Linked DNA regions of Homo sapiens: region 2 is linked to region 1. A link is an interaction called in ENCODE POLR2A ChIA-PET data of the cell type or tissue named here. Cell type or tissue: IMR-90. All regions are shown on one strand. Each heading gives the region's core, and the rest is flanking DNA. Links, peaks and the distances in the headings are about the cores only. Region 1 has its middle 69 kb from the start of ALOX12. Region 2 has its middle 4.8 kb from the start of CLEC10A.

What was found. Peaks named below come from ENCODE experiments on the same cell type or tissue, not always from the same donor. Only the 100,000 strongest peaks of a DNase experiment are listed, where the experiment ranks them.
Region 2: POLR2A ChIA-PET joins it to region 1 with 5 read pairs; 2 of 35 experiments call an interaction of 5 or more read pairs at or near these places.

Annotation. Positions count from the first base shown.
Region 1 is chr17:6,925,106-6,929,508 of GRCh38, reverse strand. It overlaps the pseudogene SPICP3. Among named protein-coding and RNA genes, the nearest start is that of ALOX12, 69 kb to the left of the region's middle. In IMR-90, for the core only: no CTCF peak of the experiment used is centred there; a DNase peak (open chromatin) is centred at 2,038; H3K27ac peaks cover 298 bases; H3K27me3 peaks cover 447 bases.
Region 2 is chr17:7,082,846-7,087,248 of GRCh38, reverse strand. No RefSeq gene overlaps it. Among named protein-coding and RNA genes, the nearest start is that of CLEC10A, 4.8 kb to the right of the region's middle. In IMR-90, for the core only: no CTCF peak of the experiment used is centred there; no DNase peak of the experiment used is centred there; H3K27me3 peaks cover 325 bases.

The DNA.
Region 1 (4,403 bases), core at 286-4,285:
GAAGTTTTTAGCTTGAAATAATCCCATTTGTCTATTTTTACTTTGTTTGCCTATGCTTTTGAGATCTGACATAAAAAAATCTTCACCCAGACCAATGTCCTGGAGTGATTCCTCAATGTTTTCTTCTAGTAGTTTCATGGTTTGAGGATTTAGATTTAATCTTTAATCAATTTTGATTTGCTTTTTGTATATGGTAAGAGAGAAGGATCCAGTTTCATTCTTCTGCATATAGTTATCTAGTTTTCTTGGCACCATTTATTGAAAAGCCTATCCTTCCCCCCATTATATGTTCTTGGTACCTTTGTTGAAGATGAGCTGGCCGTAAATGTGTGGATTTACATCTGCGTTCTCTATTCTGTCCCATTGGTCTATTCTGTCTGTTTTTATGCCAGTGTCATACTGATTTGGTTACTATAGCTTTGTAGTAAAATTTGAAGTCAGGTAGTGTAATGCCTCCAGCTTTGTTCCTTTTGCTCAGATTGCTTTGGTTATTTGGGGTCTTTTGTGGTTCCATATATGTCTTAAGATTTTTTTCTATTTCTGTAGAGAATGTAATTGGATTGCATTTAATCTGTAAATTGCTTTGAGTAGTATTATAATTTAACCAATATTAAGTATTTCAGTTCGTGAATCTGGAATATCTTTTCATTTTGTTGTGTCCCTTTCAATTTCTTTCCCAATATTTTAGTATGGTATTTCTTTATCTCTTTGCTTTTGTCTTCACAAATTTTAGCTTAGGATGCAGAATTTGGCCTTTTCAAATTCTGACTCCCAGTCCTCAAGGATTGCAAGGTATGGGTATAAAGATTTTTCTAAAAAATGAAGTTTCATTATTCCCTCTCTGCTTTTAGATAGTATAGCTTGGACTGAACTTCTGCTTTTCTCATATAATATTATTTGAGGCCACAAGTAATGTTCAATATCTTGCTATTTTTCTTGGGGCTGAGTCCAAAGATTTAACAAATCATTGGATAGCCAGTTGCATTTCTACTGTATAACAAAACTTTTCAAATATTATTTAGGGATGGGAATAATTATCTCCTCTCTGTTTTGCACCCCACACTATCTCAGCTATTTTCATATGTTAGAGCCTGTTACTTAAATTATCTGATTCTTAGGTATAAATGACTCAGGACTTTTTCCTTTGCAGATGACAGAAACCCAACTCAAAACTGCTTTAACAAAATTAAAGTGGGTGGTGGGGAGTGCAGATGTGTGTTTCAGAGGAGGGAAGATTATCTCCACATCTACAAGTACATGCTAGATTGGGCACTGATGGACAGAATCATCAGTTTATTAGTGAAGCATAACTTGTGTGAACGAGACAAGCTGGCTCAAGCATTTGAAGATGCTTTTGAGGTACTGAGGCAACATTCAACTGGAGATCTTCAAAACTTACCTGGTTTTCATCAGTGATTGTACCCATGTCAGAGGAGATTCCAACTGCTATGGAATGTTGCTTACAGAGGAATCTATTTATAATTGGAGAACTTTAATAAATAATGCTGCAGACTTCTATTTTGAAGGAACCATTCATTGATCTTTGTGGAACATAACTGAAAGCCAGCTGGTGCAGTCTGCTGTTTTCCAGCAACAGGGAGGACAAGGCGGGAAGCTTCTCTGACTGTTTGAATAACTTCACAAATCTCAGTATAATCCCAAGATGGCATCTGCATTCAGTAAGTAGATAAAACCAAAGGCAGTTTCCAGTTTGTATCAAAAAATGAAGAAAAATTTGCCAAACTTTGAGGAATAAGAAAGGGCAATAGGAAGACCATGGTCTATCAGAAAATGGCCAGGGAACTGAGGAATTATGGAAAAACTCAGGAAATCAACAAAATCTGGAGAAAGCTCATTTACCAATGAGCTTCAGTGGGGCCATTCTCTGAAGATCTCTCCATCTTGTTTCTCTGAGAAAGAGATCGTCTACTCACAGTATGTTCAACTGATCAAGAACATCTCAGTTTAAGTAATTGGAATGCAAACTAAAATTTTACATATGCCAGTTACCATGAGCTTAGTCACCATGATTGCTAAATATACTCTCCCATTTCATCATCTTTTTTGGCATTAGAAATCCCTACAAGCTTCAGGATTTTTCTCTTAAAGCAAATACTGAAGATAAAAAAATTAGCTTCATTCAGGCTATCTTTTATCAAATAGCACATAATTTATACAGACTTGGTGGGAAATTCTGCCAGTGAACAACTTTGTTGTTTCAAATCATCAAGCCCCATTTGAAAGTATGGACTAAATATCCTTGCTTTTACTATTCTCTATGCAGCCACTTTCTTCTAGGTTAACAATGCCAGTGCAGATGATTTGATTTATGTATTAATTTAAACATTTTCCTGTCTTACACTCAGGTGAAAAATCATTTGGATATATATCTGATGGCTTTACAAAAATTATTTACAAAAAGTAATTGCATATAATACAGTGTTTATGCCAAAGTATGTTTATGTCTTAAAAACTTTAGTGGAAATGTGTATTCAGGTCCCTTGCTCATTTTCTAATTGGGTTTCTTGTTTTCTTAATATTGAGTTGTTGGAGCTCCTTCTGTATTTTGGATATTAATCCCTTGTCAGATGTATGGCTTGCAGCTGTTTTCTCCCAATCTGTGAGTTGTTTCTGCATGCTGTTGGTTGTTTCATTGGCTATGCAGAAGCTTTTTAGTTTGATGTAATCTGATTTGTCTATTTTTGCTTTTGTTGCCTGTGCTTTTGGGGTCACATCCAAAAAACCGTTGCCCAGAGAGTGTCATGTAGTTTTTCCTCCCTGTGTTTTCTTCCAGTAAGTTTAGAGTTTCTGGTATTACGTTTGAATCTTTAATTCATTTTAATTTGATTTTTAGTTCTATATATGGTGTGAGATAAGGGTCCAATTTTATTGTTCTGCAGGTGGAAATTTCATTTTCCCAACACTATTTATTGAAGGGACTGTCCTCTTCCTATTGCGTATTCTGGTACCTTTGTTGAAAATCAATTGACTGTATAGTAGTAGGTTAATTTCCAAGCTCTCTATTCCACTCCATTAGTCAATGTGTCTGTCTTTTTTTTTTTTTTTTTTTCCAATACCATGTTGTTTTGATTGCTATAGATTTGTAGTATACTTTGAAATCTGGTGGTGTGATACCTCCAGCTTTGTCCTTTTTGTTCATGATTGCCTTGGTTGTTTGAGGTTTTTGTTGTCCATATGAATTTTTGTTTTGTTTTGTTTTTTGAGATGGAGTCTCACTCTATGGCCCAAACTGGAGTGCAAGTGGTGCAATCAAGGCTCACTGCAACCTCCGCCTCCCAGCTTCAAGTGATTCTCGTCCCTCAGCCTCCCAAGTAGCTGGGATTACAGGTGAGTGCCACCATGCCTGGCTGATTTTTGTATTTTTAGCAGAGATGGGGTTTTACCATGTTGGCTAGGTTGGTCTCGAACTCCTGATCTCAGGTGATCCTCCCACCTCGGCCTCCCGAAGTGCTGAGATTCCAGGTGTAAGCCACCATGTCCAGCCCCATATGAAGTTTTGGATTTTTTTTTTATTTCTATGAAAAGTGATGTTGGGATATTCATAGGGATTGCATTGAATTTGTAGATCACTTTGGGTAGTATAACATTTTAGTAATATTAGTTCTTCTGAACCATGAACATGAAATATCTTTCCATTTATTTGTGTCTTATTCAGTTTATTTCATCAACACCTTATAGTTTTCGTTGTATAAGTCTTTTGTCTCCTTGGTTAAATCTATTGCCAATTTCTTTTTCTTGCTTAATTGCTCTGTCTAGAACTTCCAATTCCATGTTGAGTGGGCATTGTTGTCTTGTTCCAGATCTTGGGGGAAAGGCTTTCAGTTATTCACTGCTGAGTCACTGTTAGCTGTCAGCATCTCTGGATAGCTTTTATTGTTGAGCTACCTTTCTTGTATACCTAATTTGGTGATTGTTTTTATGGTTAAGGGATGTTGAATTTTGTCAATTTTTTTCTGCTTCTGATGAGATAATCATATGATTTTTGTCATTTATTCTGTTAATGTGGCATATCATTTATTGACTTGCATATGTTGAACCCTCCTTGCATTCCAGAGATAAAGACATTTCTCAAAAGAATACATATAAATGGCTAACAGATATAATGAAAAATACTCGATATTGCTAATCATTAGGGAAATGCAAATTAAAGCCATAATGAGACATCATCTCATACTGGTCAGAATGGCTTTTATCAAAAATATGAAAGATAAATGTTGTCAAGAATGTGGAGAAAAGGGAACAATTGTACAATGTTGGTGGGAATATAAATTAGTATAGTCAATATGGAAAACAGTATGGAGGTTCTTCAAAAAACTAAACATAAAATTGCCATATGATCTTGAAATCCCACTTCTGGGTATTTACCAAAAAGGTTTAAAATC
Region 2 (4,403 bases), core at 138-4,137, 160 kb before region 1:
CATAGAAGAAAAAATGGTAAACTTGCTGCCAGTTCAGTGATACTTCAAATTCTGGTGTTTTTCTATGACAAACATGTTACAATTCATTTTTCAGGGTTTTCAATAAGCTGATGCATATATTCTACCCACATTTTAGAGTTGTATTCAATGGGACAGAAAGGATGGAATGTGTTTCCATCATTTTACCTGGAACTGGAAGCCCTCAATAAATGTTTAAAGCTAAAAATAATACATTTTCTAAGATCAAAATGGAATTAAATATTAAATATATTAAATCAATAACAAAAAAAGTGGAAAAAAAAATCCAAATATTTTGGAATTAAACAATATACCTCTGAATCACCTATGGATCAAAAAAGAAACCATAAATTAGAAGATATTTTTAACTGAATGAAAATGAGGGCCCTGCGCGGTGGCTCACGCCTGTAATCCCAGCACTTTGGGAGGCCGAGGCAGGTGGATCACGAGGTCAGGAGATCGAGACCATCCTGGCTAACACAGTGAAATCCCGTCTCTACTAAAAATACAAAAAATTAGCCGGGCATGGTGGCGGGCACCTTTAGTCCCAGCTACTTGGGAGGCTGAGGCAGGAGAATGGAGTGAACCCGGGAGGTGGAGCTTGCAGTGAGCCAAGATAGCGCTGCCACTGCACTCCAGCCTGGGCGACAGAGCGAGACTCCGTCTCAACAACAACAACAACAAAAAGAAAATGAGAAGATGCTGCATTCAAAACAATGCTTAGATGAAATTTTACAACATTCATTGCTTATACTAGAAAAAGAGAAAGGGCCAAAAATCAAAGAATCTAAGCTTCTACCTTAAGAGACCAGAAAAAGATGTTTATATCCAATGTACAAACATGAAGAAAATAAGAGCGGAAGTCAATGAAATAAACAAACAAGGAAAATTAATTATACCAGAAACTGTTTCTGAAAAGATCAATAAAATTGATAAAATTGATAGAAAAAAAGTGTGAAGACATAAATTGCCAGTGTTGGCCAGGTACAGTGCTCATTCCTGTAATCTCAGCACTTTGGGAGGCCAAGGTGGGCAGATCACTTAAAGCTGAGAGTTTGAGACCAGCCTGGCCAACGTAGTAAAACCCCATTTCTACTAAAAATACGAAAATTGGCCGGGTGTGGTGGCTCACGCCTGTAATCCCAGCACTTTGGGAGGCCGAAGCAGGCGGATCCCGTGGTCAGGAGATCGAGACCATCCTGGCTAACACGGTGAAACTCCGTCTCTACTAAAAATACAAAATGGTGGCGGGCGCCTGTAGTCCCAGCTACTCGGGAGGCTGAGGCAGGAGAATGGCGTGAACCCGGGAGGCGGAGCTTGCAGTGAGCCGAGATCGTGCCACTGCACTCCAGCCTGGGCAATGAGCGAGACTCTGTCTCAAAAAACAAACAAACAAACAAAACGAAAATTAGCTGGGCATGGTGGCGCACGCCTGTAATCCCAGCTACTTGGAAGGCTGAGGCGCAAGAATCTCTTGAATCTGGTAGGCAGAGGCTGCATGAACCGAGATCATGCCACTGCACTCCAGCCTGGGCAACAGAGTGAGACTCTGTCTCAAAAACAAACAAACAAACCCCCAAATTGCCAGTGTTAAGAATGAAAGAAAATATAAGGCCGGGCGCAGTGGCTCACGCCTGTAATCCCAGCACTTTGGGGGGCCGAAGCGGGCAGATCACAAGGTCAGGAGATCGAGACCATCCTGGCTAACATGGTGAAACCCTGTCTCTACTAAAAATACAAAAAAAAAAAATTAGCCAGGCGTGGCGGCGGGCGCCTATAGTCCCAGCTACTCGGGAGGCTGAGGCAGGAGAATGGCGTGAACCCGGGAGGCAGAGCTTGCAGTGAGCCGAGATGGCGCCACTGCATTCCAGCCTGGGCGACAAGTGAGACTCCATCTCAAAAAAAAAAAAAAGAAAGAAAATATAAATACAGCTCCTACATACATCAAAAGGATAATATGAACAACTTTTTGCCAATAAATTTGCCCATAAATAGAATAAAATGGAAAAATTACTTGAAAGATACACATTACCAAAACTAAAAACGCAATAGGAAATCTGAACAGACTTTCCTGAATTCAAATAAATTCACAATTTAAAATCTTTCAACAAAGAAAATATCCAGTTTCAGATGACGTCTCTGATGAATTCTATCAACTATATAGGTAGAAATAATTAAATGGAGAAAAGTATTTTCAATAAATGGTGCTGGAACAACTGTATATATATGAAAAAATCTAATTCATAATGATCATAGACACACATCAAAGCTGAAACTATAAAAATTATCGAAGAGAACACAGGCTGGGCATGATGGCTCACACCTGTAATCCCAGCACCTTGGGAGGCTGAGGTGGGAGGATTGCTTGAGGCCAGGAGTTTGAGACTAGGCTGGGGAACAATAGTGAGATCTGTTCTCTACACAGTAAAATGTTTAACTAGTGTGGTGGTGCATGCCTGTAGTCCTAGCTATTCAGGAGGCTGAGGCGGGAGGATCACTTGAGCCCAGGAGGGGCTGTTTCTCTTGGATTTTTAAAGTAGACAATCATGTCATTTACCAATAATGACAGTTCTCTTTCCCTTTCAACCTTCATATGTTCCAATCACTTGTCTTTCTGTATGGTCTGGAAGAATCTCATGGAGAACTGGTGGCACGAGCGTGCTTTCTCTTGTTCCTAGCTTAAAAAAAAAAAAAAAAAGTCCTGACCAGTAGCGGTTCTAGGAGAGGGTAAGAATTTGCGGAAAATGTGGCGGAAGAGGGAAACGATCATTGTCAACAGTGAAAGGGGTCTCAGGGACAGAAGCATTTAGGAAAGAAAAGAAGATTGCTTGCCAAGACCTGGCAAATAAATCAGGCTTTAGAAGGACAGGCTTGCCAAACTAAAACCACAACAAGTATTGAAAGGGAAATTCTCCAAGATTACCATTGTGAGCACGTTTTTATCAGTCTACTCATGATGGCAAAACCCAGCGCTTTTCTCACATGATTTTCATATGCACGAAAGGTCATGACCTACCCAGGCGTCAGCATTGCAAACATCAGGGTTAGAGTTGTTTTTCTAGGGAGTCAGCAATTTATAGAAAATGCTCAATGTTTAGTTTATTTTGGGGACTAGAAGAACTATTTTTTTCATGAAACCCGCAAGCAATTTATCAGCGAAATTCTGTCTGCTCTACCTTCACAATATATCCAGAATCACAACACTTCTGACCACCTCATTTCTCACCTGGATATGACAGCAGCTTCTTACCTAGACTCTCTGTTTCCAGCTTGTTTCATCAAATTCACAACACAAAAGCCACACCGTTACAGTTAACATATGTCAGGTTATGTCATTCCTCTGCTCCAACCCCTTCAAAGTCTGCATCTCTGACTCAGAGTAAAAACAAGTCCTTAATAACAGCCAACAAGGCTCACATTTTCCCCCATCGCTCATCTACTCTTCTCCTCCCTGACTCACTTCTCTATAAAATCTCTGGCAAGTCTGTCAAATGGATGATCCTCATACACACCAGACGTTCTCCCACCTCAGGGCCTTTGCACTTGCTCTGCCCGCTCCCTGCATCACTCTTCCTGCCAGAGCCCCTTGTGACTTGCTTCCTTACCTCCTTCAAACTTTGCTCAGATATCACCTTCCCAGTGAGGCCTTTCTTGACACTCTGGTATGGTTTGGATCTGTGTCCCCGCCCAAATCTCATCTTGAATTGTAATCCCCGATGTTGGAGGTGGGGCCTGGTAGGAGGTGATTGGATTATGGGATGGATTTCTCATGAATGGTTAGCACCATCTCCTTGGTGCTGTTCTCATGATAGTGAGGGAGTTCTCGTGAGATCTGGTCTTTTTTTTTTTTTTTTTTTTTTTGATGGAGTCTTGCTCTGTTGCCCAGGCTGGAGTGCAGTGGCGCGATCTCGGCTCACTGCAAGCTCCGCCTTCTGGGTTCATGCCATTCTCCTGCCTCAGCCTCCCCAGTAGCTGGGACTACAGGTGCCCGCTACCCCGCCTGGCTAATTTTTTGTATTTTTAGTAGAGACAGGGTTTCACTGTGTTAGCCAGGATGGTCTCGATCTCCTGACCTCATGATCCGCCCGCCTTGGCCATCCAAAGTGCTGGGATTACAGGCGTGAGCCACTGCGCACAGCCGTGAGATCTGGTCATTTAAAATCTGATCCCCTGTCTTTTCTCTTGCTCCTGTTCTTACCATGTGAGGCACCTGCTCCCCCTTCATCTTCCACCATGATCATAAGTTTCCTGAGGCCTCCCCAGAAACTGAGCAGAGGCCGGCACCATGCTTCCTGCACAGCCTGCAGAACTACGAAGCAATTAAACCCCTTTCCTTGATAAATTACCGAGTCTCAGGTATTTATTTAGAGCAATGTGAGAATGGA